3 separate regions of the Homo sapiens genome follow, and all the other regions are linked to region 1. Evidence: read pairs that join two places in POLR2A ChIA-PET (ENCODE). Cell type or tissue: GM12878. All regions are shown on one strand. Region 1 overlaps CRADD (CARD and death domain containing adaptor protein). Region 2 has its middle 8.3 kb from the start of CRADD. Region 3 has its middle 29 kb from the start of PLEKHG7.

Evidence for each region. Peaks named below come from ENCODE experiments on the same cell type or tissue, not always from the same donor. Only the 100,000 strongest peaks of a DNase experiment are listed, where the experiment ranks them.
Region 2: POLR2A ChIA-PET joins it to region 1 with 7 read pairs; 1 of 35 experiments calls an interaction of 5 or more read pairs at or near these places.
Region 3: POLR2A ChIA-PET joins it to region 1 with 6 read pairs; 1 of 35 experiments calls an interaction of 5 or more read pairs at or near these places.

The regions. Positions count from the first base shown.
Region 1 is chr12:93,806,897-93,809,396 of GRCh38, forward strand. All of the region lies in intron 2 of CRADD (CARD and death domain containing adaptor protein), which reads left to right. Among named protein-coding and RNA genes, the nearest start is that of CRADD-AS1, 70 kb to the left of the region's middle. In GM12878, no CTCF peak of the experiment used is centred here; a DNase peak (open chromatin) is centred at 1,520.
Region 2 is chr12:93,667,850-93,670,349 of GRCh38, forward strand. No RefSeq gene overlaps it. Among named protein-coding and RNA genes, the nearest start is that of CRADD, 8.3 kb to the right of the region's middle. In GM12878, no CTCF peak of the experiment used is centred here; a DNase peak (open chromatin) is centred at 1,202.
Region 3 is chr12:92,672,451-92,674,950 of GRCh38, forward strand. No RefSeq gene overlaps it. Among named protein-coding and RNA genes, the nearest start is that of PLEKHG7, 29 kb to the right of the region's middle. In GM12878, no CTCF peak of the experiment used is centred here; a DNase peak (open chromatin) is centred at 1,481.

The sequences.
Region 1 (2,500 bases):
TGTGGTTATTTAAAGATAATCCACATCACTTATATGTACTACTTTGTCCTGAACTCAGAACTACCCAGGACTGGCCAACCCTACTCTTACAGACTTGCTTGCAGGACAGGGAGAGACAGAAAGTGCTAAGGCTTCCCCCAACCAGTATTTGGAATCATTTAGTGTAGCACACCATATTAAGATTTGAGATATGAGTGGTGTGACTTTCTTTTGTAGAGTGGGTGAAAGAATATTGTTGATGCCCAAAGGCTCTCAGGCAGTTTCAGAATTAGTACATATGGAAATTGAGGATGTAGAAACTCATTTTTGTGAAACTGTCCCTGCTCTAGTACCTTTGGGAAGTCCATTTGAAGACTGCTGGAATAGATCATGGACTCAATAAATACCTTTTCATAGGAGCACAGAGGGATGAACAAGGCAGACTGAAGGAGAGAATAGGAATGCTCCCCATGTCAGGTGTGTGGAGGGTGCACCAAGGCTCATTCTGGTAGAGGTAGAGGAGCTTCTCCCAAAGTAGCAAACTCAGATCACTCATGGTCTCAGTCCCCTTAATTCTTTCAAGCTGCTGGATCAAGAACGAGGCAGCCAGCCCTCCAGCTGATGACCAGAGACATTTATTATCTACCATGTGCTAGGCACTGTCCTAGGTACCAGAGACATCCTGGTAATCAAGACAAAGTTCCACGTTTGTGAAGTTGGGGATCAGGGAGGTGGAGAGACAGAGAAAATAAACAAATCTATGAGAATCTATGAGAGGTAGAGATAAATGCTATGATGCAGATCACCTGAGTGATATGACTGGAATGGCACCTCCAGCTTGGCTGGTCAGAAGTGGCTTCTCAAAGGAAGTAGCAGCTAAGCTGAGACCTAAAGCCATCCAAATAAAAACCAATGAGTACATCCATCAGTCAGCAAGTATTTATCGGGTGCCTGCTATGTGCTAGGCACTGTTTAGGTACTTGGTTTACATTGGAAAACAGGCCTGGGGATCTTACATTCTAACTGGGTGAGAAGGGGTCTGACAGGCAATAAGCATTATAAATAAGTAAATTACCTGGTATGTTAGAAGATGGTAAGTGTTATGCAAAAAAAAAAAAAAAAAAAAGTATAGAGCAGGCTAAGGAACAGAGGTAGCATGGGGGTAGTGTGTGATTTTAATTAGGGTGGGTGGGGAGGCCCCCATTCAGTGGGTGTCCTGGGAGTGAAGACTTGAATGAGGTGGAGGAGTGAGCTGTGTAGAAGGAGCTGTGTGAAGGGAGAGCTCAGGCTTTCGCTCTAGCTCTCCCTCACACAGCCTGTTCTCATGCTGCTAATAAAGACATACCTGAGACTGGCTAATTTATAAAGGAGAGGTTTAATTGACTTCACAGTTCCACATGGCTGGGGAGGCCTCACAATCATGGCAGAAGGCGAATGAGGAACAAAGTCATGTTTTAATTGCTGGCAGGCAAGGAGAGCCTGTGCAGGGGAACTCCCATTTATAAAACCATTAGATCTCTCGAGACTTATTCACTACCATGAGAACAGTATGGGGGAAACCGCCCCCATGATTCAGTGATCTCCACCGTGGGGATTATTACAATTCAAGGTGAGATTTGGGTAGGGACACAGCAACACCACATCAGTTCTCATTTTATTATCCCATGAGAACATCCAGCTCCCCTTTATTGCAGCACTGTGCCCACCCAGTTTCTCAAGGAAGCCAATGAGACTAGCAGACATTGTCAGGTCACAGTATTTTGGAGTGCTCTGCATTGCCTCTTATCAGTCCAGCTCTTTGTGGCTTCAGTTGATACATTTCAGTCCCCAATCACCTCTGAGTGAGCCAATGCCGTTGAGTAGCTGCATGCACTGAGTACTGCATTGCTTGCCCAGGTCACCTCTGAAGATCCCCTGCCTTCCTCAGACTGACCATGTTCCTAGGAGGTCGGGGAAAGTAGACCACAGTGGCTCATCTCAAGCATAGAATCTTTGTGAAGGCTTCTTTTTATTATAAACATTTTTGTGAAATTTGACTTCTTTTTTTCTTTTTTTTGAGATTGAGTTTCACTCTTGTTGCTCAGGCTGGAGTGCAATGGCGCCTTCTTGGCTCACTTCAGCCTCCTTCTCCCAGGTTCAAGCGATTCTCCTGCCTCAGCCTTCTGAGTAGCTGGGATTACAGGCACACACCACCACACCCAGATAATTTTGTATTTTTAATGGAAACAGAGTTTCACCTTGTTGACCAGGCTGGTCTCAAACTCCTGACCTCAGGTGATCCACCTGCCTTGCTCTCCCAAAGTGCTGGGATTACAGGTGTGAGCCACTGTGCCCAGCCTGAATTTTGACTTCTATTCATAATATATTCATATGTGTTTTAATATAAAATGTTTATCATTTAAATGGATTCTCCAGGAAAATACACCAGGTTTATTCTTTTGCTGTGCATATAATTGTGCTCAGAGAGTAGTTCTGCCTCAGTTTGAGGAACATCGGTGTTCTGGAAGAAATCCTGGATTGG
Region 2 (2,500 bases), 140 kb before region 1:
ACAAATGCTGCAGCCTTTTAGGGGAGAGCCATGGGGCTCTACATTGAGGCTAAGCTGCCCTGACCTTACTTTGCTGGATGAGTGTTCTAGGGAATCTGGCCAATCTGAAAGGAACATTCATATTAATATGGTAATAAAAAGCTTGGGACTCTGGAATAAGCCTGACTTTTATTTGAATCCTGGCTTTGCCACTTAACTAGTTATAGTTACTTTATAAGGCTGTACAAGGATGGAATTAAATTCAGTGAGCTAATATGTGAAAAAATGTCCAGTTTCTGGCATGTAATAAATGTTCAATGATTGTTAACTAAAAAATATTAGGGTGGGAGCTGTCAAAGGAAATTGGATAATTTAAATTTAGTCTCAATGAATCTATTACTTACATAAAAACTGTGTTGTTCTGCATTCTGCTCATCTTTCACGTTCAAATACACATTAGGCTTATTCACTAATTGATTCATTAATTTCTTAATTCAATGACTATTTATTGAGCACCTATTATGTGTCAAACTCTATTATAAATAAACACTGGAAATGCAGAAGCAAACAAGACATTAAGAGTCCCTACTCTTATGGACGTGCATTTTAATGGGGAGTGACAGAAAATATCCTCCTTCCCAATAAAAAAACAAACAAATAAGAAAATTAACTGGTAATGATAAATGCTAAGAAAAACATGAAATTAGGCAATGTGATAGACTCTGGGGAGCAATTTTAGATTGGGTGTTCAAGGAAGGCCTCTCTATGGATGAAAAGATGAAGCAAAGTTCCGGGGTCCAAGCAAGATATGATGTAGAAGAGAGTAGAGGTGGTTAGGATGGAGAGAGGCGAATGGGTTAGGGGATGATGTAGAGGAAGAGCAATAGTACTTATTGATGGGTCGGACAGTAGGTGTGAGGGACAGAGAGGAATTAAGGAGGAGCCCTGAAGTCTTTGACTTGAGTGGATGGTGGTACCATTTACAGAAGTGGAGCAGGCTGAGTAGAGTAAATTGGGAGTGAGAGGATCAGGAGTCTGGTTTGGGAAAGATTAAGTTTGAAGTGCCTATTGAACTCCAGTGGAGGTGTCAAGTAGACAACTGGATACACAAGGTCATAGCGAAACATTTGGGGGATTTTTGCCTTTAGATAATATTTAATGGAGTGGGCGGGATGAGAATGGTTAGGGGAAAGAGCACACTCTCACTTCTCGACAATGGGAGTTAAAAAAGAGAAGAGGTTCCTGGTATATTCTTACATTTTCAGGTATCTATGACTCATAACAAAAGCTTACAGTAATAAAATACAGTCCTCATAGAATTACCCACATGGAAATAAATTGATAGGAAATTCTGGCCTTTTCACATTCTTTAGTATACATGAATGGGAATCAGAAATAAGTCGGATTGTAATACACTAGTCATTCTTTGACCCACATTTTTGACTGCCTACTGCTAGGCACTGTATGTAAAAGGAAATCAATAGCACAGTCATGTTGTTGGTCAAACATTTACTGAGCACATGCTGTGTGCATAGTACCAGATGAGTCGGGTAGAGACTAAAAAATGGAAAATTAATTTTCTGCCCCAAGAAAAAGCGGTCTAAATTAGGGATGGAGTACAAACCACTCAAAAGTTTAAAGAAGAGTATGTTTCCTTTTCCTTCCACATATCTGATGTTCTTAGGCCACTAGGAGTTCTTGCACTGCTATAAAGAAACACCTGAGACTGGGTAACGCATAAAGAAAAGAGGTTTAATTGGCTCACAGTTGCACAGGCTGCTAAGGAAGCATGATGCTGGCATCTGCTCAGCTTCTGGGGAGGCCTCAGGAAACTTACAATCATGGCAGAAGGCGAAGGGGAAAGAGGCACATCTTATGTGGCCTGAGCAGAAGCAAGGGGTGTGGGGTAGGTGCCACACACTTTTAAACAACCAAATCTCGTGATAACTCACTCACTATCATGAGAACAGCAGCATGGGGGAATTCCACCCCCATGATCCAATCACTTCCCAACAGGCCCCACCTCCAACACTGGGTATTACAGTTTGACATGAGATTTGGGCAGGGACACAGATCTAAGCCATATCAGGCAGTATGTTTCCTTCCACATATCTGATGTTCTTAGGCCACTAGGAGAAACCCGTTTGTGCCGAATGGATTTGGTGAGGTAGGCCACAGTCCATAACTCCTTCTGTCTTTTCCCCTCCCTTCCACTTCTTGACAATGGGTGGGCTTCTCTGAGTAAAGAGAAGTGTATTTCAGCCCATATTTTATTGCTAGCCAACTAGTACTCTAGGCAACCCAGCATTCATATTCCCATTATTAGAGAAGAAGGTACATTGACATTTTTAATGGGTTGATTTTTTTTGCCTGTTAAATTAAACACAGTCTCCACTTTCACATTAATATCCACTATTTGGGCCGGATGTGGTGACTCACATCTGTAATCCTAGCACTTTGGGAGGCGAAGGTGGGAGGATCGCTTGAGCCCAGGAGTTCAAGGTGAGACCCTGTCTCTAAG
Region 3 (2,500 bases), 1.1 Mb before region 1:
CAACGTGAAAAGGGGGACAAGGAAAATGCTCCATACCAAGGGGACAAGTTGTTTAAAGCCCTGTGGCAGGCCAGGCGTGGTGGCTCACGCCTGTAATCCCAGCACTTTGGGAGGCTGAGGTGGGCGGATCACTTGAGGTCAGGAGTTTGAGACTAGCCTGGCCAACATGGTGAAACCCCATCTCCACTAAAAATACAAAAATTAGCTGGATGTAGTGGTGCGGACCTGTAATCCCAGCTACTCAGGAGACTGAAGCACAAGAATCGCTTGAACCTAGGAGGAGGAGGTTGCAGTGAGCCGAGATTGCACCACTGCACTCCAGCCTGGGTGACAGAGCTGGATCCCTCTCAAAATAAATAAATAAATAAATAAATAAATAAATAAATAAATAAATAAATAAATAAAAATAAATTAAAAAATAATAATAAAGCCCTGTGGCAGGAAGGACCAGGGTCCATTCACGATGTGAACAGCAGTACCGAGAGAGAGACTATGCCCAGTGAGGTAAGGCTGACATCTGGGGCCCGGGCCACACAAACCAACCAAACCTAGGTCGTGAGGACCAGATTGTACTTTATCCTGAGAGCAATGGGGAGCCATCAAGCGGCTGCAAGCAAGAAGGTGGGAAGATCATGTTTGTCTTTTGCAGAGATCTCTCTGGTAACAGCGTAGAGAATGGAGAGTCCGGGTGCTAAAGTAGTTTGAGAAGTGGAGTTAAACCAAGGGAATCCACGTGCTTTCCTACAGGGCTTGTCGCAGGCTGTAGAAACGGAACATGCCCTGTGAATCTCCCAAGAAAGGGAGCCGCCGGGGCACACATTTTCACAAACTTGTTTGACCGTAGAATGCTTTCATTTCTTTCTGCAAGCCATCCACTATCATATCCTAAAATACTGTTTTCTGGAACACTATCTTGGGAAACACTGATTAGGCTTAATTTAGAATCTTTGCTACTCAGTTGTTTATGGATATGAAATTCACCCCTAATGGCACCTTCAGCACAGGTTTCCTCATTGAATTTCTCTACATCCCCCAGCAGGCTGCCTTCCTTGTAACATTTGTAAATGATCATCCTATCATTTACTGTAACAACCTTGACCGTGTTGTTGTTATCAACATTGATTGAAAACTTGCTAGGGATGCCTGACACTGTGCTTCTCATATTTTATCTCATTTTATCCTCATAAAGTCCCTCTAAATTTCATGGATCTTTAGGAGGTAAAAATAAATTTTCATGTGGTTTTAGCAAAGACATGGTAAAGCCATCCAATGTGAATCTTAAGTTCTTAATAATTAATTCCACTGTTTTTATTCTCCTTTCCTAGCTCAGAGGAAGGGATATTTTAAAGCCATCAGGGGAATCTCTGCCCATGTCAGGTGTGGCTTTTGGGTAATGCTGTAATTATAATTAGGATAAACTTGAATGGCTAATTTTAGAAAATGTTTTCCCCACAAAGTGAGAGTAAAATGACAGCTTGTTCACAGATGATGAGATGACTCAGTATGCAAAGGACTCGTATTCAAGAAACCAGGAGCTAGAAGATTTAATGATCAACTACTTTTGGCCACCTGGCCCAGCCATGCCTCCTAATGAAGCTCCTCTCAGCAGGGCATCAGGCACATCCACACCAGCTGGAAGGAGCGAGTGAAGGGACAGAGAGAAGCTAATAAAAATGATCCTCCCGTCTTTTTATCCCTGGGAATTAGAATAAAAATCCCATTCCTTCTGCCAAAACATGAGGAATGGAAAACGCATTTCTCACAGTCACATTCATTATCATCATAACCAACATAGTGAGGCTTAACCCTTTACCTAGATCTCACAGTTGACACCAAAGTTTGCATCAAACCTGGGAGGGCAAATCTGATGTCCCCATTTTACAGGCGAGAAAAGAGAGATGCTGTGAGGTTAACTGACTTATCTAAATTTACCCAGTCAATAAGTTAACACTCAAACCCAACTCATTTTCAAGCACTCTGTTATGCTGCCTTAAAATGGTACCAGTAAGTAAATCCAAGGGTCTGGTCTCCATAAGAGTTAGTCAGTTTTATGAAGAAAAACATTTTATCTGCCATTAGAGGCTATAATGATAACATTCTCTACAAGTGAGTGCTTCTGCTTTTCAGGAGCCAGGAAGGGCTTTCACTGGCTTGGCCCTATGTTTGGATTTGTGTGGCCTGTTCCCAGTGACGGCCATTGAGAGTACAGTGCATCTGGCCTGACCCCCTGCCAAGCTGACTGCCTCAAATTGCTGTTGACCTGACCTTCAGAGTTGGAATAAGCCAAGGGCTGGAGACGTGAGTGGCAGTAGCTGGAGATAAATCTCATGTTTGCTTCATTTGGAATGTCTCAGAGGCCAATGGTATGAGGAGCCCACAAGGCAGGATCCGACAATGGTTCTAGACCCCCAGTTCCCTCCTTGAGCTCCCCTCCTATGTGATTTAGCAGGGATCGGTTCCCTCCTCCATCACATTAAGTAAGAGGTGTGTCCATAGGTGT